Regions from separate parts of the Homo sapiens genome. Here region 2 is linked to region 1. Evidence: chromatin loops called from intact Hi-C (ENCODE). Cell type or tissue: heart right ventricle. All regions are shown on one strand. Links, peaks and the distances in the headings refer to the core of each region. The heading gives the core; the rest is flanking DNA.

Evidence for each region. Hi-C counts contacts between places; a loop is a spot of excess contacts. Peaks named below come from ENCODE experiments on the same cell type or tissue, not always from the same donor. Only the 100,000 strongest peaks of a DNase experiment are listed, where the experiment ranks them.
Region 2: it touches region 1 in a loop (2.7-fold over the local background); 2 of 110 quality-filtered maps call a loop at or near these places.

What each region holds. Positions count from the first base shown.
Region 1 is chr7:74,087,872-74,102,811 of GRCh38, reverse strand. LIMK1 (LIM domain kinase 1) reads right to left here. Exons shown (of 16, transcript NM_002314.4): 3 at 6,052-6,190; 4 at 5,623-5,732; 5 at 3,574-3,780. Among named protein-coding and RNA genes, the nearest start is that of LIMK1, 12 kb to the right of the region's middle. RefSeq lists enhancers at 7,857-8,397, 8,577-8,786, 9,447-9,556, 9,480-10,021, 11,677-12,177 and 2 more. In heart right ventricle, for the core only: no CTCF peak of the experiment used is centred there; DNase peaks (open chromatin) are centred at 8,561, 9,671, 9,906 and 10,234; H3K4me3 peaks cover 2,759 bases; H3K27ac peaks cover 3,424 bases.
Region 2 is chr7:74,150,556-74,165,495 of GRCh38, reverse strand. No RefSeq gene overlaps it. Among named protein-coding and RNA genes, the nearest start is that of EIF4H, 16 kb to the left of the region's middle. RefSeq lists a silencer at 2,881-3,076. In heart right ventricle, for the core only: no CTCF peak of the experiment used is centred there; no DNase peak of the experiment used is centred there.

The sequences.
Region 1 (14,940 bases), core at 4,269-12,268:
TGAGGGGGAGATTGCTATAAAGGACAGCTCAGTAGTTCAGTATAGAGACAATAGGCAAAATTTGAATATGGTCTGTGTATTAGATAATGGTATCAATGTTACATTTCCAAAATGTGATCACTGAACTATAAGATACAATTGATAATTACATAACAGAATGCCTAGCCAGGCGTGGTGGCCCGTGCCTGTAGTCCCAGCTACTTGGGAGGCAGAGGTGGGAGGATCACTTGAGCCTGGGAGGTTGAGGCTGCAGTGAGCTGTGATCGCATCACTGCACTCCAGCCTCAATGACAGTGATACCCTGTCTCCAAAAAAAAAAAAAAAAAAGAGAAGGTCCTTCTTTTGAGAATATCTAGCATAATTGTGGGGGAGTCAATGATCCCTGCAACTTACTCCCAAACGATCAATAAATAACAACATGTACATGTATGTACAAATATAAACAAGTCACTAAACATGTATATGTATCTGTATCCATATATGTATATATAGAGAGACACACATATAACTCCCAAATATGGCAGTTACGAATTGGTGAACCTTGGTGAAGGGTGTGTATGTATTCAATGGACTTATTATTTTAGCAAATTTTCTATAAATCTGCAAAATGCGAAGATGAAAAGTTGAAAAAAACCAAAGAAAATATTTTCATTGATACAGGCTTTGCATGCATATAACCTTAAAAATAAGCCAGGCATAGTGGCTCACGCTTGTAATCCTAGCACTTTGGGAAGCCAATGTGGGAGGATTGCTTGAGCCCAGGAGTTCAAGACTAGCCTGGGCGACACAGCAAGACTCAGTCTCTACAAAAAATTAAAAAATTAGCTGGGTGTGGTGGTGTGTGCCTGTAGTCTCACTACTCAGGAGGCCGAGGTGAGTGGATTGCTTGAGCACAGGCATCTGAGGCTATAGTGAGCTATGATTGTGCCACTGCACTCCAGCCTGTATGACAGAGCAAGACCCTGTCTCAAAAAAAAATTGTGTGTCTATATATATATATATATATATATGACATACATATGTAAATTCCTTAGAATCTCACATCCTCTCCCTTGGTTTGCTAAAGCAGCAGGTGGCCTGGATAAATTAGACCTTCCTTAAAACGCTGCTATACACAAAATGAAAAGCGGTCAACTAAAACCAGTTTAAAACAAATAAGTAAATCTTTGGCAAGTTGGGCTCTTTCTGGGAAGGGTGTGGCTCTTTGCAGAACTGGGATGTTCCAGATGTTGGCTGGGCGAATGCTTACCCAGTGAGGCAGACAGGGAGGAGACGTCATTAACTGTCTTCTTCATTTTTATTTTAGAGATAGGGTCTCGCTCTGTCGCCCAAGCTGGAATGCATGGTGTCATCATAGCTTGCTGCAGCCTCCACCTCCTGGGCTCAAGCAATCCTCTCACCTCAGCCCTCCGAAGTGGCTGAGATAACAGGCATGAGCCGCTGCACCCAGCTGACTGTCTTCATTTCTAAAATTCTGCCTGGATTTCAGGGACCAGCTGCAGCCTCTGACTCTGTGGGGACCTCCCTTGGCCCTCTGGTAAGAGCCGTTGGTCTGGGAGTTTCCTCATCTCTTTCAAGCAGCTGTCTGCTCATCATGTATGTAAAGCAGCTGCTGGCTTGGCTGATGTCAAGGGATGGAGACACACAGTCAAGCCCAGTATAATTTTCTGTCCCCAGGGCCACCTTCACATCTCAACAGTGCCTATGCAGTGCCAGGCACCTGCCAGGTGTACAAGAAACATTCACTGCGTCAAATGAAAGCTAGCACTTGGTAGGGCCGGGCGTGGTGGCTCATGCCTGTAATCGCAGCACTTTGGGAGGCCGAGACGGGCGGATCACGAGGTCAGGAGATCGAGACCATCCTGCCTAATATGGTGAAACCCTGTCTCTACTAAATATAAAAAAAAAATTAGCCGGGCATGGTGGCAGGTGCCTGTAGTCCCAGCTACTCGGGAGGCTGAGGCAGGAGAATGGCGTGAACCCAGGAGGCGGGGCTTGCAGTGAGCCGAGACCACACCACTGCACTCCAGCCTGGGCGACAGAGCGAGACTCCGTCTCGAAAAAAAAAAAAAGAGAGAGAGAAAGCTAGCACTTGGGCCGGGCACGGTGGCTCACACCTGTAATCCCGGCACTTTGGGAGGCCGAGAAGGGAGGATCACTTGAGCCCAGGAGTTTGAAACGAGCCTGGCCAACATGGTGAAACCCTGTCTTTACTAAAAATACAAAAATTAGCCACATGTGGTCACCTGTAGTCCCAGCTACTCAGGGGGCTGAGGTGCAAGAATTGCTTGAACCTTGTGGGTGGAGGTTGCAGTGAGCTGGTATCACACCACTGCACCCCAGACTGGGCGACAGAGTGAGACTGTCTCAAAAAAAAAGAAGTGACCAATTGCCCAAAAGTAGAAACACTGCATGCTACTTCTCAAGGTGTCAATAAAGGCGCCACAGAAATCTTAGAAAGCTCCAAGGTATCCAACTCCCTCATTGTTCAAACAGACCCCCAAAGCCTAGAGAGAAAGCAGCTGCTCAAAGTCACACAGTAATCTAATCTTTATCAGCCCTGCCCCATTTTTTTGAGACAGGGTTTTGCTCCATTGCCCAGCCTAGAGTGCAGTCGTGCAATTATAGCTCACTGTAGCCACTTCCTGGGCTCAAGAGATCCTTCTGCCTCAGCCTCCCAAGTAGCTGTGACTACAATGTTTCCCAGGCTGGTTTCGAACTCCTGGCCTCAAGTGATCCTCCCATCTCAGCCTCCCAAAGTGTTTCGATTATAAGTGTGAGCAACCATGCCCAGCCTTTATGTGTTCAGTGATTTCACCATGCCTGGCTAATTTTTAATTTTTTTTTTTTTTTTGTAGACATGCAGGTCTCGCTATGTTGCCCAAGCTGGTCTCAAACTTCTGGCCTTAAGTGATCCTCTCACTTTGGCCTCCCAAAGTGCTGAGATTACAGGTGTGAGTTACTGCGCCCAGCTTCTTCACTCATTCTTGACTTGGTTCCTCCTCTTTCTTGTTGGATCAGACATGGACTAAAGAAAATGTCTTTTTATTTTTTGAGTGTGTTTTTTTTATTTTTATTTTTTTGATACAGAGTTACACTCTTGTTGCCCAGCCTGGAGTGCAATGGCAGTCGGGGCTCACTGAAACCTCCACCTCCTGGGTTCAAGTGATTCTCCTGCCTCAGCCTCCCAAGCAGCTGGCACTATAGGCACACACTACCATGCCTGGCTACGTTTGTATTTTTAGTAGAGACGGGGTTTCACCACATTGCCCAGGCTGGTCTCGAACTCCTGACCTCAGGTGATCCACCCACTTCGGCCTCCCGAAGTGCTGAGATTACAGGTGTGGGCCACCATGCCCGGTTGAAAATGTCTTTTTATTGTATCTGGCATTTGTAATGGTATTCAGAGGAATGACTGGGCCAGAAATCTGGCAAACCAGGTTGTCAGAACTGGGCCCCATCTGTACCCAAACACTCGCCCATTCATTTTCAGGGCCCCCAGTGCCAGACTCTGCCACCCACATCAACAGCCATAGCCACACCGACGGCAGCCTCGGCAGGCCGGCCACTCACCCCTGGACGCGGACGGTGTGTGAGTGCTCGGTGCCACAGCCCGGTGGGCCGTGCGGGGGGTCAATGGAGACTGAAAGTCCACGCTTGCCATGAGATGAGGCTGGGATGGACACCAGGGTGACGGTGTGGGGCAGGTGGGAGCCAGGGGAGTCAGGCAGGATCTGCTCGATGACGGGGGTCACCACAGTCTGGTAGTAGCAGTGCCCGCTGCAAGAGCCGCCGGGGTGGGAAGAAAAGAGTGTCAAGGGCGTCATCAATTTCAGCATCTCTGCAGCCCCCAGCCCCAGGCTCTTCCCCCAATCCCTTCCTTTTTTTTTTTTTTTTTTGAGATGGAGTCTCACTCTGTTGATTACAACACTGCACCCCAGCCTGGGTGACAAAGCAAGACTCTGTCTCAAAAGAAAAGGAAAGCTAGCAATTGTCCAAAAGTGCAGTGGTGTGATCTTGGCTCACTGTAACCTCCGCCTCCTGGGTTCAAGCGATTCTCCTGCCTCAGCCTCCTGAGTAGCTGGGATTACGGGCACGCACCACCATGCCTGGCTAATTTCTTATTTTTAGTAGAGACGGTTTCACCATGTTGGCCAGGCTGGCCTCAAACTCCAGACCTCAGGTGATCTGCCTGCCTTGGCCTCCCAAAGTGCTGGGATTATAGGGGTGAGCCACTGCACCTGGCCAGCTTTCTTTTCTTTCACTCTTCCTATGGAACTGGGAGCAGGAACTGTGCGTGCCCAGCCAGCCCTCGTCCCTCTGAGTCATTCGGGTCTGTCTACTCGCTGTGATCCTGTAAGGCGGCCAGGACAAGGCCTGAGGATAAATCCAGTTCAGGAGGAAGTCATTAAAAGCCCATCTGGGATCAAGCCACGTTGTCCTCTAATCCAGCTTGATCAGTGTTGTATAAGAAAGAATCTGTCTGGGTTTTGTCCTGATTCCTGGGAGGGAGACTCTAAGTCCTTGGAATGGGGTATCTTTGTTATTCATGAGCCCCTCAGACTATTCCTGAGTTGATACTAATGAGATGACTCAGCCCCGCAAAGATACATCATGTGATTTGAAGAGGGTTGCAGCTTTCATCCAGCCTGACCTCCAAGAACGGGGGCTAGAGACTAAGCTTGATCATACGGCCAATGACTCAATCAGTCATGACGATGTAATGAAATCCCAATAAAAACTCTGGCTGCTGAAGCTCAGTGAAGCTTCCTGGTTGGTGATCACATTGATGTGCTAGGGGAGGGAGGGGAGATGCTTCTTCATTTGGTCGGACCTGAGCTGTGTCCTTCATAATAAAACTGGGATAAAAATGGAGGATTTCCTGAGTTCTGTGAGTCTGTTAGCAAACGATCAAACTTGGCAGGGTCTTGGGAGTCCCTGAATTTGTAGCCAGTCGGTCAGAAGTGTGAGTGGGTTGGGGACCCCTGAACTTGTGGCTGGTGTCTAAAGAGGGAGCAGTTATGCTGGGGATGGTGTCCTTAACTTGTGGCATCCACCCCACCTCTGGTGGTTTGTGCCAGCACCATGCTGCAGTCATGGCCAGTAAGAAAGCTGACGTCTGAGGTTTTCTGTTTTGAGACAGAGTCTTGCTCTGTTGCCTAGGCTGGAGGGCAGTGGTGCAATCTTGGCTCACTGCAACTTCCACCTCCCAGGTTCAAGAGAGTCTCCTGCCTCAGCCTCCTGAGTAGCTGGGATTACAGGCACCCGCCACCACACCTGGTTAATTTTTGTATTTTTAATAGAGATGGGGTTCCACCATGTTGGCCAGGCTGGTCTTGAACTCCTAGCCTCAAGGGATCCACCCACCTCGGAATCCCAAAGTGCTGGGTTTACAGGCGTGAGCCAGCATGCCTGGCCGTCTGAGGCTTTTTCACACTGACTTCTGTGTGTTATTTCTCACTTGTTTCCATGCCGGGATGGGAAAGGAGATATGAACATTTGCCCCAACAAACCTCACCCCATGGGAAAGGGCAGGAGGCCCGGGTGTGGGAGAGTCAGCACCCTTGCAGATCTGTGACACAGGTGGGCCTCCTAGGCTCAGGGAGGGGCCAAGGCACTCACCAGTACAGCTTGGAGTGCTCCACCAGCGTGTAGGTGTCCCCGTCACCGATAAAGGTCCCACACGTGAGGCAGATGAAACACTCGGGGTGGTACTTCAGCTCCCCAGCCACCTGGTGCGGGGGTGAGGAGGGAACAGCCCAGCTCAGCAGACCCAACAACCCCCACAGATCCTCCCCTAGGCCTCTTCCAAGGGTGTCACCAAAAAAACAACTGCAGGGACCCGGCTGGCCAGCTGCTGAGCTCCTGGACAGAGCTGGCTCCATAGATGGGGGCGCTGAGGGATACAGACAGACAGTCAGGCTCAGAAAGCAGCTCCAAAGACCAGCAAAAAGGAGACCAGGAGAGACAATGATGGGAGAGAGACCTGGAGCATGGGGTCTGCTTGGATACCCCCACCCCAGGTGAGTGTGCAAGGCAGGGGGCGCTCACCATAACCAGTCCCTTGGTGATTTGCTCAGAGCACCCATGGCAGGACTCGCCATAGCGGGCCCAGTAGTCCTTCTTGCAGAAGAGCTGCCCATCCTTCTCATAGTACTGGTGCGACAGGGAGGCACTGCAGTCACAACACCTGCAGGAGAGGGGCCGGGCTGAGACGTCCACTCCCGCCCTCCTCCACCTCACCTGGGCCCCTGCCTCGGCTACAGGCACCTTTGTAAGAATTAGAACAAGTTTTCTTTTTGTTTGTTTTTTGAGACGGAGTCTTGCTCTGTCGCCAGGCTGCAGTGCAGTGGCTCGATCTCGGCTCACTGCAACCTCTGCCTTCCAGGTTCAAGTGATCCTCCTGCCTCAGCCTCCTGAGTAGCTGGGACTACAGGCACACACCACCATGCCCAGCTAATTTTTTGTATTTTTAGTAGAGATGGGGTTTCACCATCTTGGCCAGGATGGTCTTGAGCTCTTGACCTCGTGATCCGCCCACCTCGGCCTCCCAAAGCGGTGGCTCACACCTGTAATCCCAGCACTTTGGGAGGCCGAGGTGGGCAGATCACTTGGGGTCAGGAGTCTGAGACCAGCCTGGCCAACATGGCAAAACCCAGTCTCCACTAAAAATACAAAAACTAGCCAGGCATGGTGGTGGGCACCTGTAATCCCAGCTACTCGGGAGGCTGAGGCAGAAGAATCGCTTGAACCTGGGAGGCAGAGGTTGCAGTGAGCCAAAATTGTGCCACTGCACTCCAGCCTGGCGACAGAGTGAGACTCTGTCTCCAAAAAAAAAAAAAAGAAAAAGAAAAATAGAGGAGAATCCCCAGGTGTGCAGGGTCATCAAAGCCACGGTTCGCCTGTTTCCTCACTAGAGGCTACCAAGGAGGCCTGGTTGGTGGGGCCTTGAAGGGCAGATGGGGAGGAATGCCAGGCTGTAGGTGCCACAACACAGGCCAGGGTTAGACCTACATTCCCGGCTTTTTCCCAGCCAAGCATCCCGGTGGGGTGGGGACCAGCAGCCCTGCCCAGCCAGGATGAACAAATATAGAAATGTCAGTCTGGGATGGGCATGGTGGCTCATGCCTGTAATCTCAGCACTTCAGGAGGCGAAGGTGGGAGGATCACTTGAGGCCAGAGGTTTGAGGCCAGCCTGGGCAACACAGTAAGACCCCATCTCTTAAAAAATTATTAAAAAATTAGCCAGGATACAGTGGGTCCTGTACTCCCAGCTACTAGGGAGGCTGGGGAGGGAGGATCGCTTGAGCCCAGGAGTTGAAGGCTGCAGTGTGCTATGATTACACCACTGCACTCCAGCTGGGTGACACAGCAAGACCCTCTCTCTAAAAAATAAAATAAACCAAATGCGGGTGCCCCAGTGAACCCGCAGGCACACATGTGCCCCCCTGGGTCCTGCTGTGGGGGGGCATGTCTGGGTCAGGGTACAGACCCACACAGAGAACAGGCTAGGGGGTCCGTCCCGCTCTGCCACTGTTTGGGTGCTATGTGTCGGTCACACAGGGACAGAAGAACCAGGCTCCAAAGGGCCACAATCTAGGAGAGAGGCAGGTAGGAAAGACTGGGACCTGGATGAGATGAGGGACCTTAAGGGCTGTTTCCTACCCAGGAAACTCTCCACAGCCTGGGGCCTGCATGGGTATCACTCATGGGCTGTCTGCTAATGCTAATTAACTGTAACTAGGGAACTGGGGTTGAGGAGGGGAGTTCAGCAGTAAGCTGGTGGGACACTGTCCCTTTAAGAGGATCCAGCCACTTCCCCTTTGTCTGGGAGCCTAGGGGAAGGGGTGGGAGTAAAGGGGGAGCAGAAAATGCCAGGGTTTGGAAGCATGTGGGTGAGGGGTGCATCCAGGAAGGGAGGCCTGGTGCATTCCTCCATGGGGGTGGGGAATGCGGAGGCTGGGCCACCGGAGGTGGTGGCGGTGGCAGGGGCGGCAGGAGACGCCACGTCAGGGTCACTGCCCCACTCGGTGCACAGCAGGGGGCCGGCAGTTCACCGGATCACCGCGGGGGTGGGGCGGAGGACGGAAGTTGGTGAGGGGGGTGGTCTACAGGGCACCTCCCGTCCCAGGGCTCTAACCTAATTCGAAAGGGAAAGGAGTGCTGCAGCCGGGAGGCCAGGCCGACTTTGGGTCCTGCCCTCGCAGAAGCCCCCACGCCTGGTGCAGACCAATGACTCGCTTCCTGCCCTTACACCGATCACACATGACCTCGGTCACAGGGGTGCCACATCACAGGAGTGCCCCTCACTCCTGCCTGCAGGAAGCAGGGCCCCCGCATACCTCTGCAGTGGGCGGTGGGTGGGTGGGGGATTAGGAATTGCTGTAACCAAGTGTCCCCATCCCGGGGAGGGAACGCTCTTCCACAACCTGGAAACTGCTACTGGTCCATTCACTCGCTCACGCAGAAACTCACAAACCTTCATCACTGTTGCTCACTTTCAGCAGCTGTGAAAGACCCGGCGGTGATGACTCACCCGAGGGTTTGAGTGCACTTGGCTTCCCTCCGGTCACCACTTCCTTGATGCCTGTTCTACCAGACACTAGGTCTGCCCACCAGTGTCTGCCACTGACCTGCCAGCTCCCCGCGGCCCCAGGCTGGGCATCCACAAAGCTTGGCCCAGGAGAGAGCATAAGTGATTCCTGCCGGCGAGGCCCCCGCTGTGCACCCAGCATCCTCAGAACTGCCCCGAGACCCCGTCTCTGCCTCCATTGCAGACAGGGCACCCAGGCCTGGCCCAGGCTGACTTGGTGGCTCAGTGGCTGGGGCTCGGGGCCTCAGTGAACCTTTGCGGATGGAGAGCACGCCGGAGTTCCTGTCCCTGCCCCTGCCCCGCCCCTCACCCCTCAGGCCTGCATTCTGGCAGGAGCTAGAGGCTGACGGGCCTGGCTCTCTTGAGTGCCCCACACAGAGTGCCTGACTGTCCCTAAGAAGGATGTCAAGGGAGGTGCGCCAGGTACTGAGGCTGTGCAGAGCTGCCCTGGGGACAGCCAGAGAGGAACTCCCTCGGGGGAGAGCCATGCCCTGGCCCCACTCCAGGGTACCCCTCCCTGAGAGCAGGGTAGGACAAAGCCAGGCTGGGGCAGGAGAAGGGGGAGGCACCCGGAGGGCATGAAAGGGGTGCTCTGCAGCCCAGGTGGCTGGCTGGGCTGGGAGACAGCGGTGGCTTCCATAATGACAGGAGTGGAGAATCATCGTTCTACCCAGGGCCACATCCCTGGCCACCAGGTGTGAAGAAACAGCAGGTGGAGGACCGGCCTCATGGGGAGACTGTCCTGGAAGGACCCACAGCTTTGGCAGTGGCCTGCTCCCAGGCTGCAGCCGACAGTAACCAAGGAGTTTCAGTTCTGCCCCAGAGCCTGGACCTAGGTGGGTCGGCTTCCAGCCCCAGGCCTTACACCAGGGGCCCTGCCTGGAGCCCAGGACAAGTAGGGAGGGGGATTCCCACTTACTTAGCCCTCTGGAGGAAGCGGCGTCTTCTTGGGGCTGAAGCCAACAGCATCCTCTGTGGCTACACTGGGGGCTCTGGAGGTCTAAGGGAGGGCAGGGGTGGCCAGACCAGCTGCTTCCCCATCCTCCCTCAGGGGCTCAGGATTGGAGGCTGCAGAGGGTGGGGCCAGCGTGGCTGCAGCGCACAGGAGGAGGCTGCAGCCGCGTGGGTGCCAGGGGACTTGGTCTGAGCCTGCAACAGGAAGTGGCTGAAGCACCCTTTGCCTGGGCTTTGGTGCGGGTGGGGAGCGAGCGATCTAGGCTTGGACCCCAGGCAGGGAGCCTGTGGCCCGTCCCTGGCCCTCAGTCCTGAACACACGCTGTAGGCTCCTCAGCCTCGGCCCTGGCAACGGCACTGAAGGCCTCAGGCTTCTCTGGGGACAGGGACAAGCTCAAAAGCAGCTGCCTCTTCCACTGCTGCCCCCAAGGGAACAGAGGTCGACTTCCTATGGACAGTTTGTCTTCGCCAAAAAGGTCCCCTGAAGAAAGGGAGGTTGCATCCCGCCGCTGCTCCAACCCCACAGGCCAGCAGCATGCTCAGCCCTCCTTGCCCAGGGCCAGCCCACCCAGCTGCCAAGGAGATGCTACCAGGGATGCGGCAGCCCTGGGGGTTGTGCACAGGAGGCTTCCTGGAGGGGACCTCGCAGAGGCAGTATGTGAGCCAAAGGGAAGCCTGGACCAGTCCAAGCCTGGTCATAACCTTCCGGGAGGCAGGGCCTGCAAGGGGCTGGGAGGTCAGAACACAGAAAGGGGCAGGCCCCGGAGTGACAACCCTCAGGGCTAATACCAGAGGTCCCATGGGCCTGCAGCAATTGTCCCACTCTACAAAGAGGGGCAGCATCTGGTCCCGGCTGAGCCCTCCAGCAGCCTGCAGGCCCCCATCACAGCACTTATGACCCTGTCTGTCCTATCAGCGTGGGACTTCCTCAAGAGCAGGGGCCAGGGGACAGGAGCAGCTCTCAGATGCTCAGGTTATGACATTCAAAGATGCACAGCTGCCTGTGCGCAGTGGCTCATGCCTGTAACCCCAGCACTTTGGGAGGCTGAGGTAGACAGATCGCTTGAGGTCAGGAGTTTGAGGCCAGCCTGGCTAACATGGTGAAACCCCGTCTCTATTAAAAACACAAAAATTAGCCAGGTGTGGTGGTGGGCGCCTGTAGTCCCAGCTACCAGGAAGCTGAGGCAGGAGAATCGCTTGAACCCGGGAGGCGGAGGTTGCAGTGAGCTGAGATCACGCCACTGCACTCCAGCCTGGGCAACAAAAGCGAGACTCTGTCTCAAAAAAAAAAAAAAAAAAAAAAAAAAAAAGCTGTACAGCCAACGGCACCTTCCACGGGGCCCACAAGGCTCTATGCACCCCTGGCCACTGACTGCACTCCCGCACGCTGGCTTTGTGGTCCTCAGTTGTGCCAAGCACATTCCCACCCCAAGGCCTTTGCACATGCACCGGCCCTACCCCCGACATCCTCTAAACACTGCTCCCTTCAATTCTGTCCCTTAAACATCACTTCCTGAGAGTGCTGTCCCCCAATACCTGACACTACATTTGTTCACTGAGTGTCTTGCCCACTAGAAGGCAGGGACCCTGTTGGTCTGGGAGGTGTGGGACTAAGCTGTGGTTACACTGTAGGCTCTGAAGCCAGGCTGCCTCGGTTCGAGTCCTGATTCTACTCCTCACGCGCTGTGAGACTTTTGGCAAGTGACTGAACTCTGCACCTCATTTGTAAAATCGCTTTTTAAAAATTTGAGACAGTGTCTCGCTCTGTTGCCCAGGCCAGAGTGCAGTGGCGTGATCACAGCTCACTGCAGCTTCGACATCCTGGGTTCAAATGATCCTCCCATCTCAGCCTCCTGAGTAGCTGGGACTACAGGTACGCACCACCACGCCTGGCTAATTTTTTTGTAGAGATGGAGTCTCACTATGTTGCCTAGGTTGATCTCAAACTCCTGGCCTCAAGCAGTCCTCCTGCCTCAGCCTCCCAAAGTGCTGGGATTACAGGCGTGAGTTACCAGCCTTGGCCTTAAAATCGCTTTAATATTGCCGGGCACGGTGGCTCACGCCTGTAATCCCAGCACTTTGGGAGGCTGAGGTGGGCGGATCACGAGGTCAGGAGATCGAGACCATCCTGGCTCACACAGCGAAACCTCGTCTGTACTAAAAATACAAACAAACAAAAAAAAATTAGCCGGGTGTGGTGGTGGGCGCCTGTAGTCCCAGCTACTTGGGAGGCTGAGGCAGGAGAATGGTGTGAACCCGGGAGGCAGAGCTTGCAGTAAGCCGAGATTGCGCCACCGCACTCCAGCCTGGGCGACAGAGCGAGACTCAAAAAAAAAATCGCTTTAATAAATAAATAGCACCCCCTTACTGGGTTGTTGTGAGAGGGGCCTAATGCAGAGTGGGCACGCCATAATTATTTGCAAGTGACTGACTCAGGGACCCTAGGAAGTTCCACTGGGAGGGGCATGCAGAGGGGCCAGGAAAGTGGAAATCACTGGCCACCTCCCCAGTGGGGCTGGAGGCTGCAGACCCCTCATGGCCTTATCACATTGCCCCTGCCCGAACACCTTCAGAGGGGTGAGGGGCCCTGGAACAAAGGTCTCAGTGCATGAAATGAGGTCTGGGCCGGGCCCAATGCCTCAAGCCCAGGGCCCGAGGGAGACTAAGCAGAGTCTAGCACCTTGGGCATCCCACTGAGAGCCAGCCTGGCTGTGGTCAGCCATGCACCCAGGTGAGCAGTGACCCCCTCTGAGCTGCTCTGCTCACTGTCACGCGGTGAGGACCACCAGCTTTGGGGACTGTTGGGAGTATCACACCCACAAGCCACGAGGTAGAAGCCATGGCTCTTACTTCTAGTGGATCTTTCCCCATATTGAGACTTTTTTTTTTCGAGATGGAGTCTTGCTCTGTCACCCAGGCTAGAGTGCAGTGGCGCGATCTTGACTCACTGCAATCACTGCCTCTCGGGTTCAAGCGATTCTTCTGCCTCAGCCTCCTGAGTAGCTGGGATTACAGGCGCCCACCAACAGGCCCGGCTAATTTTTGTATTTTTAGTAGAGATGGGGTTTCACCATGTTGGCCAGACTGGTCTCAAACTCCCGACCTCAGGTGATCTGCCTGCCTTGGCCTCCCAAAGTGCTGGGATTACAGGCGTGAGCCACTGCACCTGGCTTCCTTCTTGAGTTTCACTACACCAGGGACAGCACAAACATGCCTCCTCTTTACTGCCCTGACCTGGGGACTCACCCCTCTCCTGGTGAGTGATTTGGGACAGGCCACTCCAAAGCCAGGTACACCCATCCTGTAACACGGCTTCCCTCCTGTGGCTTCTGTGGCTCTACTCCTGACCCTCTCTCCATCACCCAAGGCTCCATCTCCCCCCTCACCGCAGACACAGGGGTCCCCAAAGTTCTTCCCTTCATTCGTCTTGGCCCTATCACAAATCCCACTCACCATCTCAGGGCCAGCTCCGAGGCGGCCGTTTTTTCTGACTTTCCTACCTCCAACTGGACTCAGGCTCCCATGGCTAGCTCTGGGCAGGACACAGCCACCATGGATAGCCCATGTCCCCTCCAGCTCAACACAGATGAGCATGTCTCCTCCCCAACATGACCCCCAATTCCATCAGAGTCAACAAACCACCAACTCCCCAGTGCCCAGGTTAGAAAACCAGATGGCTTCAGGTTCCACCCTGCCATTCGCCAGTGCCCATGCCCTCCCCGAAGCCCCTGTCTTTTTCTTTCTTCCTTTCTTTCTTTTTTTTGAGATGGGATTTCACTCTGTCACCCAGGCTGGCTTGCAGTGGTGTGATCATAGCTCACTGCAACCTCCACCTCCCAGGCTCAAGCAACCCTCCCATGTCAGCGCCCTTGAGTAGCTGGGACTACAGGCACCACCACCATGCTCAGCTAATTTTTTTGTAGAGACAAGGTTTCACTATGTTGCCCACACTGGTCTCAAACTCCTGGGCTCAAGAGATCCACCTGCCTCCGCCTCCCAAAGGGCTGGGATTATAGGCATGTGCCACCGCCAGCCCCTGCCTTTCCTACTCTGTGGCGATGTGGAGTGAGAAGGTTTTAGTCCCAGCTCTAGATGTTACAACCTTCAGCGAGGCACTTGATTGCATGGAATCTCTGTTTCTCCCATGCAAACTGGGCACATACAGTCCCTCATAGAGTTATGATGAAGATTTAACAAATTAGCATGAAGAGTGCTCAATGCATGGTAGCCAATATGACAAATACTCACCAAAAACTGTCCCTTCTGCCTGAAATTCTCTCCATCCTCAGTCACTGTCCCAGGTCAGGTCCTATGAGCTCAGACCCTTGAGTTACTGGGACAGTCCCTTCCCTGCCTAGATACCACCACCGGCCCACTGGGATGGCATTCTTCAACAGCATGTCACCCCAGCCCCTCCCTGGCTTTCTGCCGACTCCCTTCTATTTTTTTTTTTTTTTTTTTTTGAGATGGAGTCTCGCTCTGTCTCCCAGGCTGGAGTGCAGTGACGTGATCTCAGCTCACTGCAGCCTCCGCCTCCCAGGTTCAAGTGATTCTCCTTCCTTAGCCTCCCGAGTAGCTTGGATTACAGTCATGTGCCACCATGCCTGGCTAATTTTTGAATATTTAGTAGAGACGGGGGTTTCACCACGTTGGCCAGGCTGGTCTCAAGCTCCTGGGGTCAAGTGATCTGCCTGCCTCGGCCTCCCAAAGTGCTGGGATTACGGGGATGAGCCACCACCCCCATCCTGACTTCTGAAACTCCTTATCTTGGCATTCAAGGCCCTTCACGAATCGGTCTCAACTTTGTTTCTTGTTGGATCCCTCAGCTTATTCTGTTCCTTCCAAGGGAACTGTTCCTGTTCCCTCAGCAGTCCGCACCATCCCACCGCTGTGCAGATGGTTTCCTCTGCCTGTTGAGAGCCCTCTTGCCCCCCGAAGGCCTCTTTCTGAGCACCTGATGCAGAATCCCAGGGCATGCTGTCTGTCTCCTTTCAGCCACACTGAGTGTGTTCATTTCACTCACTGGCTGTGTGACTTTCATCAAGAGAATTAACCTCTCTGTGTCCCAATTTTCTCTCTGGCAAAACAAAGACAGCACTAATATCTAACTATGCAAAGTACTTAGAACAGGGGTTGTCCCTTACTGAATGTTAGAAAACGTTAGACGTTATTCCTAAAAAAGAAAAAACAGGCTGGGCATGGTGGCTTATGCTTGTAATCCCAGCACTTTGGGAGGCTGAGTCAGAAGGATCGCTTGAACCAGTTGGAGCTGGAGGCTACAGTGGGCTATGATCTCACCACTGCACGCCAGCCTGGGTGACACAGCAAGACCCTGTGTAAAAAAAAAGAAAAGAAGAAACAAAAAAACAAACCGAGGCCAGGTGCAGTGGCTC
Region 2 (14,940 bases), core at 3,175-11,174, 64 kb before region 1:
TTGTTTGTTTTAGGTACGCACCGGCTCTGTGGACTGACATCCAAAAAACTGAACATTAAACAAAGACCGAGTGGGGTTTTTATAAGCAGCCTTACAGAGGCAAAACAAAAGTAGTTAATCATACAGTGACAGGTCATGTAATCTATAGCATAACATAACTTGTGGCCCTGCGTAGCTAGTGACCTTGTAGCTGCGTTGAAAGAAAAACAAGAACTCGCTAAATACAGACATTTGTAAAACATAATCATGCTTAAGAAGCCTGGGAAACGAGTAACAGTAAAAGAATCTTTCTCTTTTTTTCCTTCAACCTTGCTCTGGAAGGGGGCGCTGTCTGGAGCCCATTCCTTTGGCCTTGGCTATTTGGACAGCGTTATAACTGTCTTTGAAGTGAGCTTGGCAAGGCACAGGAAAACTTGTTCCTTTTTTTTTTCTTTTTAACCCTTGCCTTGCCACATTCTGGGCCTTAGCTTTTACTTTTCTTGGAGTGAATAAATGCAGTACTTATTATTATTTTTAAATTTCTGCCTCATCCCAAGTAGCTGGGATTAGAGGTGTGCACCACCATGCCTGGCTAATTTTTGTAGTTTTAGTAGAGACGGGGTTTCACCATGTTGGTCAAGCTGGTCTCAAACTCCTGACCTCATGATCCGCCCACCTCAGCCTCCCAAGGTGCTGGGATTAAAGGCGTGAGCCACTGTGCCCGGCCTACAGTTCTTTTAGAAAGAATGCATGAGAGATAAGTGAGCAATAGTTTTTCGACTCCTTCCCCGCTCCCTCATGTTTTTTAAAAATGGTTTTATTTATTATTTATGCTTTTATTTTTTGAGATTGAGTCTCATTCTGTCACCCAGGCTAGAGTGCCGTGACATGATCTTGACTCACTGCAACCTCTGTCTCTGGGGCTCAAGCGATCCTCCCACCTCAGCCTCCTGAGTAGCTGGGACCACAGGCAGGTACCACCATGCCCGGTTAATTTTCTGTATTTTTGGTACAGACAGGGTTTCACCATGTTGCCCAGACTGGTCTCAAACTCCTGAGCTCAAGCGACCTGCCAGCCTTGGTCTCCCAGGGTGCTGGGATTGCAGGCGTGAGCCACTGTGCCCGGCCTTCATCACCATTTTTATTATTTTTATTTCATTTATTTATTTATTTATTTTGAGATGGAGTTTCACTCTTGTTGCCCAGGCCATAGTGCAATGGTGCAATCTTGGCTCACTGCAACCTCTGCCTCCCAGGTTGAAGCAATTCTCCTGCCTCAGCCTCCCAAGTAGCTGGGATTACAGGCATGTGCCACCACACCCCACTAATTTTCTGTATTTAGTAGAGACGTTTTAGTAGATTTAGTAATAATTTTCTGTATTTAGTAGAGAGTAGTTTTCCCATATTGGTCAGGCTGGCCTCGAACTCCTGACCTCAGGTGGCTCACCCACCTTGGCCTCCCAAAGTGGTGGGATTACAGGTGTGAGCCACTGTGCCTGGCCCATTTTTATTTTTAAAAGTTGTATTTAGTTTTTCTACAAAACTACCTTCCCCTGCTACCCACAATGTCTTATTCTTTTAGCGTTCTCATTCTTTCTTACTATTTTTATTTTAATTGGTTATTAAGTTACTTCCTTGGGTTACAACATACATCCAGAAAAGTGTACACATCACACAAACTCCCTAAGTGTTAAAAAACAGAATAAATCCACGTAACCAGCATCTCCACCAGGACACAGAACATTATCAGGACTTCCAGAAGGCTCTCTTATGCTCCTTCCCGCCAAGGTAAACACTGTTATAAATTATTATTATTTTGAGAAATAGGGTCTTGCTCTGTTGCTCAGGCTCGAGTGCAATGGCACAATCATAGCTGTCGCCTCGAACTCCTTGGCTCAAGTGATCTCCTGCCTCAGCCTCCTGAGTAGCTGGAACCACAGGTGCACACCACCACACCCAGCTAATTTTTAAATTTTTTGTGGAAACAAGGTCTCCATACATTGCCCAGGCTGGTCTTGAACTCTTGGGCTTAAGCAGTGTTCCTAGCTTGGCCTGCCAAAGTGCTGGTGATACAGGAGTTAAAAAGGAATTATTTAGGCAGACAGGGAGAGTAAGAAAGTCCTTGGTAAGGTTTCCCTTTTAATAAAAAGCAGTGCCAAAATCATTTCTTGTCCTTTTTTATTTTTTTTGAGATTGAGTTTTGCCCAGGCTGGAGTGCAGTGGTGCGATCTCGGCTCACTCCAACCTCCACCTCCCAGGTTCAAGCGATTCTCTTGCCTCAGCCTCCCGAGTAGCTGGGATTACAGGCATGAGCCACCATGCCCGGCTGATTTTTGTATTTTCAGTAGAGATGGAGTTTCACTATGTTGGCCAGGCTGGTCTCGAACTCCTGACCTCAGGTGATCCACCTGCCTCGGCCTCCCAAAGTGCTGGGATTACAGGTGTGAGCCACTGTGCCTGGCCAAAATAATTTCTTTTCTAACAAACAGCAGCCTGTAAAATCGAGCTGCAGACACAGATAAGCAAGCTGGAAGCTTGCACAAGTGAATGCCTGCAGCTGTGCCAAAAGGAAAAGGCTTACAGGCATGTTGAACATGGCGGCTCCATCTTCCCTTTTCTTTGTCAACATGTGTGTAGTAAGGAACAGGCAAGATGGCACCCGCCGGGTAGAGATTCCATCTGCATAATAAAAGATTAGGGGCCAGGCACAGTGGCTCACACCTGTAATCCCAGTACTTTGGGAGGCCGAGACGGGCAGATCACGAGGTCAGGAGATCGAGACCATCCTGGCTAACATGGTGAAACCCCGTCTCTACTAAAACTACAAAAAATTAGCCAGACGTGGTGGCGGGCGCCTGTAGTCCCAGCTACTCAGGAGGCTGAGGCAGGAGAATGGCGTGAACCCGGGAGGCGGAGCTTGCAGTGAGCGGAGATCACGCTACTGCACTCCAGCCTGGGTGACAGAGCAAGACTCTGTCTCTAAATAAATAAATAAAATAAAAGATTAGAGTGAGTGGCCAGCTTCTTTACATGCTTTGTAAATGGCACACCTGGTCCAATCAACCTTTGGCTCCTATGCAAATCAGACACAGCCTCCTCAAGTCAGTCTATAAAACCCGTGCACTTGGCCACAGATCAGAAAACCCACTCCAGTGCCCCTCTGTCTCTGCAGGAGAAAGAGCTATTCCCTTTTCTCTTCGTTTCACCTATTAGACCTCTGCTGTTAAACTCACTTCTTGTGTATCCTTGACTCTCTTGGTGTGAGACAATGAACTCAGGTATTTACCACAGACAACAATGCCACTTCATTGAGATTACAGGTGTGAGCCACCTTGCCTGGCCTTATAAAATCATTTTTAATAGCTCTATTTTGTCCCGTTTTTCAGGTGGTTATCATACATTCTGGACACTTTGGGCCTCTCCTTCTTCTGTTTCTCATTCTTGTGTTTGCTGAGTTTCAATCCTGGTGGATTGTGCCCCAAAATGTTTGACATTTCTCACTGTGAGCTCATCAAAGTGGATGGATGGTTCTTGATTTTCTTTTCCTCCAATAGAATCCATTGCTGGCCAGGCGCAGTGGCTCATGCCTGTAATCCCAGCACTTTGGGAGGCTGAGGTGGGCGGAGATCGAGACCAGCCTGGCCAATATGGTGAAACCCCGTCTCTACTAAAAATACAAAAATGAGCCAGGCGTGGTGGCACGCATCTGTAGTCCCAGCTACTCGGGAGGCCAAGGCAGAAGAATCGCTTGAACCCAGGAGGCAGAGGTTGCAGTGAGCTGAGATCGTGCCACTGCACTCCAGTCTTGGCAACAGAGTGAGACTCTGTCTCAAAAAAAAAAAAAAAAAGAATCCATTGCAGCCTCGATGTTGAGAACACGACTTCAGAGCTTTTCCATGCTTTGCCTGGAATCATCAGATTGTAGTACTGGAAAGGGGTCCCTATCCAGACCCCGAGAGAGGGTTCTTGGATCTCACGCAAGAAAGAATTTGGGGCAAGTCCATACAGTAAAGTGAAAGCAAATTTATTAAGAAATTAAAGGGGCCCGGCATGGTGCCTCACACCTGTAATCCTAGCACTTTGGGAGGGCAAGGCAGGCAGATCACTTGAGGTCAGGAGTTCCAGACCAGCCTGGTCAACATGGCGAAACCCTATCTCTACTAAAACTACAAAAATTAGCTGGTGTGGTGGTGCACACCTGTAATCCCAGCTACTCAGGAGGTGGAGGTTGCAGTGAGCCAAGATCGCACCACTGCACTCTAGCCTGGGTGACAGAGTGAGACTCTGTCTCAAAAAACAATAATAATAATAATAACAATAAAAAAAAGAAACTAAAGGAATAAAGAATGGCTACTCCACAGGCAGAGCAGCCCCGAGGGTTGGTGGTTGGCTTTTTTGTTGTTGTTGTTGTTGTTGAGACAGAGTCTTGCTCTATCACCCAGGCTGGAGTGCAGTGGCATGATCGCGGTTTAGTGCAACCTCTGCCACTCAGGTTCAAGTGATTCTCCTGCCTCAGCTTCCTGAGTAGCTGGGACTACATGTGTGTGCCACCATGCCCAGGTAAATTTTTGTATTTTTAGGAGAGACAGGGTTTCACCATGTTAGCCAGGATGGTCTCGATTTTCTGACCTTGTGATCCACCCACCTCGGCCTCTCAAAGTGCTGGGATTACAGGCGTGAGCCACCGTGCCAGGCCTGGTTGGCTATTTTTCTGGTTCTTTTTTTTTTTTTGAGATGAAGTCTCGCTCTGCCACCCAGGCTGGAGTACAATGACACATTCTCAGCTCACTGCAACCTCTGCCTACCGGGTTCAAGCAATTCTCCTGTCTCAGCCACCCCCCCCCCCCCCCCCCGCGAGTAGCTGGGTCTACAGGCATGCAACCACCACGCCTGGCTAATTTTTGTATTTTTAGTAGATACGCGGTTTTACCATGTTCGTCAGGCTGGTCTCACACTCCTGACCTCAAGTGATCTACCCACCTTGGCCTCCCAAAACGCTGGAATTACAGGCGTGAGCCACTGTGCCTGGACGGTTATTTCTTGATTATATGCTAAACAAGGGGTGGATTATTCATGAGTTTTCCAGGAATGGGGTAGGCAATTCCCGGAACTGACGGTTCCTCCCCTTTTTAGACCGTATAGGGTGACTTCTGGACATTGCCATGGCATCCGTAAACTGTCATGGTGCTGGTGGGCGTGTCATTTAGCATGCCAGTGCATTATAATTAGTGTATAATGAGCAGTGAGGATGACCAGAGGTCACTTTTGTCACCATTTTGGTTTTGGTGGGTTTTGGCTGGTTTCTTTACTGCAACCTGTCTTATCAGCAAGGTCTTTGTGTATCTTGTGCTGACCTTCTATCTCCTCCTGTGACTAAGAATGCCTTAACCTCCTGGGAATGCAGCCCAGTAGGTCTCAGCCTCATTTTACCCAGCCCCTATTCAAGATGGAGCTGCTCTTGTTTGAACGCCTCTGACAACTGGGCTCAATATTTCTGTCAGTGGTTGACTAGGGAGTTCCTGGACCACTCCTGTCCAGTCAACAGGTATCTGAAACCATGTGATGCAAGGTTGGGAGTGTCAACCTAAAAGCAATAAATGAGGACAAACTTATATAAGGAGAGAGTTTATTTGGGGCAAGCTTGAGGGTTACAGCTTGGGAGCATAGATTCCAGTTGTCCTGAATGTACACTCTGATAAGCAGCAGTTACAAATAGGTTGTTTTTTGTTTACTTTTCTTTTCTTTATTTTTTTGAGACAGAGTCTCGCTCTTGTTGCCCAGGCTGGAGTGCAATGGCACAATCTCGGCTCACTGCAACCTCCATCTCCCAGGTTCAAGCGATTCTCCTGCCTCAGCCTCCCGAGTAGCTAGGATTTCAGGCGCCAGCCACCACACCCAGCTAATTTTTGTATTTTTAGTAGAGACAGGGTTTCACCACATTGGTCAGGCTGGTCTTGAACTCCTGACCTCAGGTTATCTGCCTGCCTTGGCCTCCCAAAGTGCTGGGATTACAGGTGTGAGCCACTGCACCCGGCCGTTTTCTTTTTTCGAGACGGAATCTCGCTCTGTCACCCCAACTGGAGTGCAGTGGTGCCATCTTGGCTCACTGCAACCTCTGCCCCCTGGGTTCAAGTGATTCTTGTGCCTCAGTCTCCTGAGTAGCTGAGATTACAGGTGCCTGCCACCACAGCCGGCTAATTTTTGTATTTTTAATAGAGACGGGGTTTCACCATGTTGGCCAGCCTGGTCTTGAACTCTTGGCTTCAGGTGATCCACCTGCCTTGGGCTCCCAAAGTCCTGGGATTACAGGCATGAGCCACCTTGCCTGGCCACAAATAGGTTTTTTTTGAGTCAGGGTCTTGCTCTGTTGCCCAGGCTGGAGTGCAGTGGCGCCATCATAGTTCACTGCAGCCTCCAACTCCTGGGCTCAAGCGATCCTCCTATCTCAGTCTCCTGAGTAGCTCAGACTATAAGCATGTGCTACCACACCCAGCTAATTTTTTAATTTGTTGTAGAGATAGGGTCTCGCTGTGTTGCCCAGGCTGGTCTCAAACTCCTGGCATCAAGCAATCCCCCTTCTGCCTCAGCTTCCCAAAGTGCTGGGATTACAGGCCTGAACCATGGAATCCAACACAAGGAGGTTTTTAATGGAAAAGAAGAGGCAGTTTCCTAAATTAGTTACCAGGAATTTATATGACAATAACGTGAGCTATTGATTGGCTACACATTGTTATTTGTATCACTGATTGTGAGAATTTAAAGATAATGGAGCTGTAATCGCAGCACTTTGGGAGGCTGAGACAGGTGGATCACCCGAGGTCAGGAGTTTGAGACCAGCCTGGCCAACATAGTGAAACCCCTTCTCTACTAAAAATACAAAAAATTAGCTGGGCGTCGTGTTGGGTGCCTGTAATCTCAGCTACTAGGAGGGAGTCTGAGGCAGGAGAATCACTTGAATCTGGGAGGCGGCGGTTGCCGTGAGCCAAGATCGGGCCATTACACTCCAGCGTGGGCAACAAGAGCGAAACTCTGTCTCAAACGAACAAACAAACAAAGATAATGGATGAGACAGCAACTTGGGAAGAAAATGACTTTAAACAATTGCCCCAGGCCCAGCACGGTGGCTCACGCCTGTAATGCCAGCACTTTGGGAGGCCGAGGTAGGCAGATCACTTGAGCCCAGGAATTTGAGACCAGCCTGAGCAACATGGTGAAACCCCATCTCTACAAAACATACAAAAATTAGCCAGGCGTGGTGGTGCATAGTTGTAGTTCCAGCTACTTGGGAGGCTGAGGTGGGACGATCCCTTGAGCCCGAGAGGCAGAGGTTGCAGTGAGCTGAGATTGTGCCACTGTACTCCAGCCTGGGTGACAGAGTGAGACCCTGTCTCAAAAAAATAAAAATAGCTGGGCATGGTGGCTCACCCTTCTAATCCCAGCACTTTGGGAGGCCGAGGCGGGCGGATCACCTGAGGTAGGTAGTTTGACCAGCCTGACCAACATGGTGAAACCCCGTCTCTACTAAAAATACAAAAGAAGTTAGCCAGGCATGATGGTCTATCCCTGTAATTCCAGCTAGTTGGGAGGCTGGAGGCAGGAGAATCGGTTGAACCCAGGAGGCGGAGGTTGCAGTGAGCCGAAATCGCACTGTTGCACTCCAGCCTGGGTAACAAAAGCCAAACTCTGTCTCAAAAATAAATAAATAAATAAATAAATAAATAAATAAATAAAAAATCGCCCCTTGGGCATGGATTAGGGAGGGAGGGTAGGGGAGAGGGTTGGTGCGGGTATGGGGGTCATGCCTGAATTCCCATTCACGTGTCTTTCTGGACCTGCTTACATCACAGGCCCTAGATTGCTCCAAGCTATTCTCCTTTTCTTAGGAGTTTTGAATTCTCAGGCTGAAACGGATAAGCTTGCTTGTCACTTCTCTGTGTAGATGGGTACATGTTCTCAAGCTGATCCTATAGCTGTAATAGATCTGTTGTCTGATGCTCACAGCAAGTCAATAAGCCCAGATGCCAGGTTGCAAGAGATGTTTCAGGCCTGGTGCAGTGTCTCATGCCTGTAATCCCAGCACTTTGGGAGGCTGAGGCGGGTGGATCACCTGAGGTCAGGAGTTCAAGACAAGCCTGGCCAACATGATGAAACCCTGTCTCTACTAAAAATACAAAAATTAGCAGAGTGTGGTGGCACAGGCCTATAGTCCAAGCTACTCAAGAGGCTGAGGCACAAGAATCACTTGAATCCGGGAGGCGGAGGTTGCAGTGAGCCAAGATCGTGCCACTGCTCTCCAGTTTGGGTGACAGAGCGAGGCTCAGTCTCAAATAAATAAATAAATAAATAAGAATGAGAAGAGGTGTTTCATCATAGAATCACCAAACAAGGAGATGGGAAGAAACCTCAAATCTGCCTCCACAGGAGTTTCGGACTGGGGCTATTCTGGGTCTTGGAGTGGGCTGAAGTGTGGAGGTCATTGATTGGTTGAAGAGTGCAGAGTAAAGTCATGGGACAAGGAGAGGTGCAGCTGTGTTTTGTTGTTGCTGTTGTTTTGAGACAGAGTCTTGGTCTTTCGCCCAGGCTGGAGTGCAGTGACACGATCTCGGTTCACTGCAACCTCCGCCTCCCTGGTTCAAGTGATTCTCCTGCCTCAGCCTCCCAAGTAGCTGGGACTACAGGCTAATTTTTATATTTTTAGTAGAGACTGGGTTTCACCATGTTGGCCAGGCTGGTCTCGATCTCTTGACTTCATGATCTGCCCGCCTCGGCCTCCCAAAGTGCTGGGATTACAGGCATGAGCCACCATGCCCAGCCTCTGTTGGTTTTTTTGAGACAGGGTCTCAGTCAGTTACCCAGGCTGAAGTGCAGTGGCGCGATCTTAGCAATCTTAGCTCACTGCAGCCTCAATCTCCTGGGCTCAAGTGATCTTCCTACCTCAGCCTTCCAAGTAGCTGGAACTACAGGCATGTGTCACCACGCTAATTTTTCTTTTCTTTTCTTTTCTTTTTTTTTTTTTTTTTTTTTTTTTGAGACCGAATCTCACTCTGTCACCCAGGCTGGAGTACAGTAGTGTGATCACGGCTCACTAAAACCTCTGCCTCCCAGGCTCAAGCGATCCTCCCACCTCAGCCTCCCAAGTAGCTGTGACTACAGGTTTGCACCACCACATCCAGCTGATTTTTTTGTTTGTTTGTTTGTTTGGTAGAGACAGGGTCTTGGCTGTGTTGCAGAGACTGGTCTCGAACTTCTGGGCTCACACAATTCTCCCACCTCTGCCTCCCAGGTGGTGTGATTACAGGTGTGAGCCACTGCCCCCAGCCCAGGAAGAAGCTGTGTTCTATGCTGATACCGTTTCTCTGTGGGGATCCTCAAACTGGTTGGTATTAGCTATTTCACAGGAATTTGGGGCCTGAAAAACATCTTAAGCAATCTTTACAGTAAGCCTTATGATCCTAGTGTCAGAGATCCTGTCTGTAGGAACAATGGGATGCAATGGTCAGGAACTAGTGCTACGTGACATTTAGCAACAACGAAGTAGGCCAAAGTGCAGCCTGAAGGATGCTAATTATAACAATATTTCTGTCCGGAACCGGGCGTGCAGTTCTTGTCAACCCTGTGGGGACGGTTTCAGTCCTTTTGGTGAAGGTGTGGCTCCTGAAGGATGAAGTGATCTCAGTTCTAACTCTGTACCTTAGGTGGGCCTCCGCTTGTCTCCCGTACCCCACATGGGATTTAAAACAAGCCTTGGCAAGGTGTAGTGGCTCACACCTGTCATCCAAACACTTTCGCAGGCCAAGGCAGGTGGATCACCTGAGATCAGGAGTTCAAGAGCAGCCTGGCCAACGTGATAAAACCCCATCTCTACTAAAAATACAAAAACTAGCTGGGCGTGGCTGCGCATCCCTCTAATCCCAATTACTCAGGAGGCCAAGGCACGAGAATCACTTGAACCCGGGAGGCGGAGGTTGCAGTGAGCTGACATCACGCTATTGCACTCCAGCCTGGGGGACAGAGCAAGACTCTGTCTCAAAAAATAAATTAATTAATAAATAAAAAATAAAACACAAGCCCTGGCCAGGTGCGGTGGCTCACACCTGTAATCCAAACACTTTGGGAGGCAGAGGCAGGAGGATTGCTTGAGACTATGAGTTTAAAACCAGCCCCAGGCAACATGGCAAGACCCCCATCTCTCCAAAAACTTTAAAACATTATCCAGTTGTGCTAGTGCACACCTGTTGTCCCAGCTAATCAGGATGCGGAGGCAGGAGGATGACTTGAGCCCAAGAGCTCGAGGCTGCAGTGAGCTATGGTTGTGCCACTGCCTTCCAGCCTGGGTGACAGAGCAAGACCCTGTCTTACAATAATAATAATAAATAAATAACCAAAACATAAGCCCCGATTGCTCACCCCATCCTCACTCCGGGGCAGAAGCAATGAGAGCTCACCAGTTGTTCTTTGCATGGATCAGTCTTTTCTCGTTTCTGCCTTTGGAGATTTCCTTTTCTTTCTTGGAAATGCAGCTGTGAATTTGAAATAAATTTTTCTTTTTCTTTTTTTTTTGATATGGAATTTCTCTCTGTCACCCAGGCTGGAGTGCAGTGGCGCAATCTCGGCTCACTGCAAGCTCCGCCTCCTGGGTTCACGCCATTCTCCTGCCTCAGCCTCCCAAGTAGCCGGAGGCTACCCGCCATCATGCCTGGCTCATTTTTGTGTACTTAGTAGAGACGGGGTTTCACCATGTTAGCCAGGATGGCCTCAATCTCCTGACCTCATGATCCGCCTGCCTCGGCCTCCAAAAGTGCTGGGATTACAGGCGTGAGCCACCGCGCCTGGCCGAAATAAATTTTTCTTACATTTTATTGACCATTTTAAGGATTTTGTGATGGGAAAATGTTCAGATTATTTGTTTGTTTGTTTGTTTATTTTTTGAGACAGACTCTTGCTCTGTTGCCCAGGCTGGAATGCAGTGGCACAATCTCGGCTCACTGCAACCTCCGCCTCCCAGGTTCAAGCTATTCTCCTGCCTCAGCCTCCTGAGCAGCTGGGATTACAGGTGTGTGCCACCACACCCAGCTAATTTTTGTATTTTTAGTAGAGACAGGGTTTCACCATGTTGGCCAGGCTGGTCTCGAACTCCTGACCTCATGTGATCCGCCCTCCTCGACCTCCCAAAGTGCTGGGATTACAGGCGTGAGCCACCACACCTGGACCAGATTATTTTGCATGCAAAATCAGAAATACACAGGGAGCTATTCGCTGAGCTATCAAGCACTGGGAAATGTAGCCAATGTGACTGAGGAACTGACTTTTCAATTATATTTCATTTGAATTACTTTTCATTTAAGATTAAGTAGCCACATGTGGCTAGAGGCTTTCATACTGGACAGGGCAGCCGTAGAAAGGAAGGAGGAACTCATCACTGCCCTAGTAGCTGGGACGGCTCAGGTCATAGCCTAATCCCAGGGCGTGGAACCTGCATTCTAACCCTGCCCTTGTCCAGGTCTCCCAGGTCCTTGGTGGAGGTCAAGATAGAAGGAAGTGGTTGGCCTGGATTCCATACCTTGAATTTGGACCTAGGAAGTGGCTGATGAATGGATTAGCCAGCCTGGAGGTCAGCCAGGCCGGAGAGGAAGCCTCAGGGCTTTGGAATAGGCCTTGCCCGTTTCCAGTTTGGGGGTGGGGCACAAAGTTGAGTAGGATCAGGACGACTTTTTTTCTTTTTTTTGAGACGGAGTTTCACTCTTGTTGCCCAGGCTAGAGTGCAGTAGCGCGATCTCAGCTCACTACAACCTCCGCCTCCCGGGTTCAAGTGATTCTCCTGCCTCAGCCTCCCGAATAGCTGGGATTACAGGCATGTGCCACAATGCCCGGCTAATTTTGTATTTTTAGCAGAGAGAGGGTTTCTCCATGTTGGCCAGGCTGGTCTCAAACTCCTGACCTCAGGTGATCCACCCACCTTGGCCTCCCAAAGTGCTGGGATTACAGGCGTGAGCCATTGGGCTTGGCCTGTTGTTTTTATTTTATTTTTTTGAGATGGAGTCTGGCTCTATTGCCCAGGCTGGAGTGCAGTGGCGCAATCTCGCCTCACTGCAACCTCTGGCTCCCCGGTTCAAGCAATTCTCCTGCCTCAGTCTCTCCGAGTAGCTGGGATTACAGGCGTGTGCCACCACACCAGGCTACTTTTTGTATTTTTAGTAGAGATGTTGGCCAGGCTGGTCTTGAACTCCTGGCCTCATGTGATCCACCCGCCTCGGCTTCCCAAAATGCTGGGATTACAGGTGTGAGCCACTGCGCCCAGCCTTTATTTTTAAAAGTAAGTTTACAGCTGGGTGCGGTGGCTCACGCCTGTAATCCCAGCACTTTAGGAGGCCAAGGCGGGCAGATCACGAGGTCAGGAGTTTGAGACTAGCCTGACCAACTTGGTGAAACCCCGTCTCTACTAAAAATACAAAAATTAGCTGGGTGTGGTGGCACACGTCTGTAGTCCCAGCTGTTCAGGAGTCTGAGGCAGGAGAATCGCTTGAACCCGGGAGGTGGAGGTTGCACTGAGCCGAGATCGCGCCATTGCGCTCCAGCCTGGGCAATAGAGCAAGACTCTATCTCAAAAAAAAAAAAAAAAAAAAAAAGTAAGTTTACTTGCACAATATGCAAGATTCAAAAACTATCCATGAGGCCAGGCACGGTGGCTCACAGCTATAATTCCAGCACTTTGGGAGGCCGAGGCCGGGGGATCACTTGAGGTCAGGAGTTCAAGACCAGCCTGGCCAACATGGTGAAACCCCATCTCCATTAAAAATACAAAAATTAGATGGGTGTGGCGGGCGCCTGTAATCCCAGCTACTCAGGAGGCTGAGGCAGGAGAATCGCTTGCACCCAGGAGGCGGAGGTTGCAGTGAGCCGAGATCGCACCATTGCACTCCAGCCTGGGCAACAGAGTGAGTCTCTGTCTCTAAAAAAAAAAAAAAAACAAAAACCTTCCAGGGGTATATGGTATAAAGTTTGTCTCCCGCATACTCTGGGCAACAGGCCATCCAATTCCCCTTCCCAGTGACAACTATTGTCCCTCAACAAGTTCTCAAGGGCCATATGGATTTCCTTTTGACCTGCCAAACAGATCGGGAGTGCCTGTGGGGCAGGGTTGATCTTGTCCGTTCCCCGCAGGCTCTCTGCGGACACTAAGGAAGGGTGTGATGCTTGGGCAGATTGCAGCCATGTGAGGACAGGGGCTGGTAAGAGGGAATATGAGAGCTGTAAGGAGGGCTCCAGCCTCACACTCGACTTTGTGAACCCCTCCCTGGCTGAAGAAAGGACAGCAGCACTACCGACAAGCTATCAACCACCAGCTTCTTGGAGGGTTCAAGGGTGGGAATGGGAATTTGTTCCTGGCCAGTGCCTTCTCCATAAAATCAGTCATTGCTGTTTTTGTATTAAAATTTTTTTCTTTTTTTCTTTTTCTTTTTTTTGAGACAGAGTCTCACTCTGTTGCCCAGGCTGGAATGCAGTGGCACGATCTTGGCTCACTGCAACCTCCACCTCCTGGGTTCAAGCAAGTCTCCTGCCTCAGCCTCCCGAATGGCTGGGACTATAGGCGCCCACCACCACGCCCGGCTAATTTTTGTATTTTTAGTAGAGACGGGTTTCGCCATGTTGACCAGGCTGGTCTTGAACTTCTGACCTCAGGTGATCTGCCCACCTCAGCCTCCCAACGTGCTGGGATTATAGGCGTGAGCCACCGTGCCCGGCCTTATTTAAATCAAGCCCCTGCCTTCTCTGTTAGAGAATATCGTGACTGTGATCAAGTATCAAGTACTTGAGCCCCTTCTCCTTTTTTCTCTTTCCTTGTTGATGGCACCAGCTCTCTGCTGGAGAATATCTTTTAGCGTTAAACACAAACAAAGAAACTAAGAACAACAACAACATCAAAAAGTGCAAGGCTGCAGTAAGCCCTGATCACACTGCTGCACTCCAGCCTGGGCGACAGAGCGAGACTGTGTCTCAAAAAAAAAAAAAATTCTTTTTATTTTCTGAGACAGGGTCTCGCTCTGTCGCCCAGGCTGGAGTGCAGTGGTGCGAGCCTGGCTCAGCCCATGGGGATGGTGGTGAGCTCCTCCATTTATTTATTTATCTGGAGTCTCACTCTGCCACCAAGGCTGGAGTGCAGCAGTGCAATCACAGCTCACTGCAGCGTCAAATTCCTGGGTTCAAGTGATGCTCACACCTCAGCCTCCCAAGTAGGTGGGACTACAGGCACACCCCACCATGCCCAGCTAATTTGTAAAAACTTTTCTGTAGAGATGGGGGATGGTCTCATAATGTTGCCCAGGCTGGTCTTGAACTCCTGGCCTCAAATGATTCTCCTGCCTCAGCCTCCCAAAGTGCTGGAATTACAGGCATGAACCACTGTGCTCTGCTGGATAATGACCTTTCTCGAGCAATTACTATGTGCTCTGCTGTATCGGGTACCATCTAGTTTGATCATATATTAGACATGCAAGATAAGCTTTATCCGCTCCCTCCCCCTTTTTTTTTTTTTTTTTTGAGACGAAGTTTCACTCTTGTTGCCCAGGCTGCAGTGCAATGGCACGATCTCAGCTCACTGCAGTCTCTGCCTCCTGGGTTCAGGAGATTCTCCTGCTTCAGCCTCCTGAATAGCTGGGATTATAGGCGCCTGCCATCACGCCCAACTAATTTTTTGTATTTTTAGTAGAGATGGGTTTCACCACGTTGGCCAGGCTGGTCTTGAACCAGCCTCAGCCTCCCGTGATCCACTGGCCTCGGCCTCCCAAAGTGCTGGGATTGCAGGTGTGAGCCACTTTGCCCAGCCAGCTTTCTCCCTCTTTTATGCTGACCACGAAGTGTCTGCCAAGAGTCATTCGTGCATTCCTCATTCATGCACTCAGTATCTTCTATGGGCCATGAAACTGTGTTAGACGTTGGGGAAACAAAAGTCTAAGACTTAGC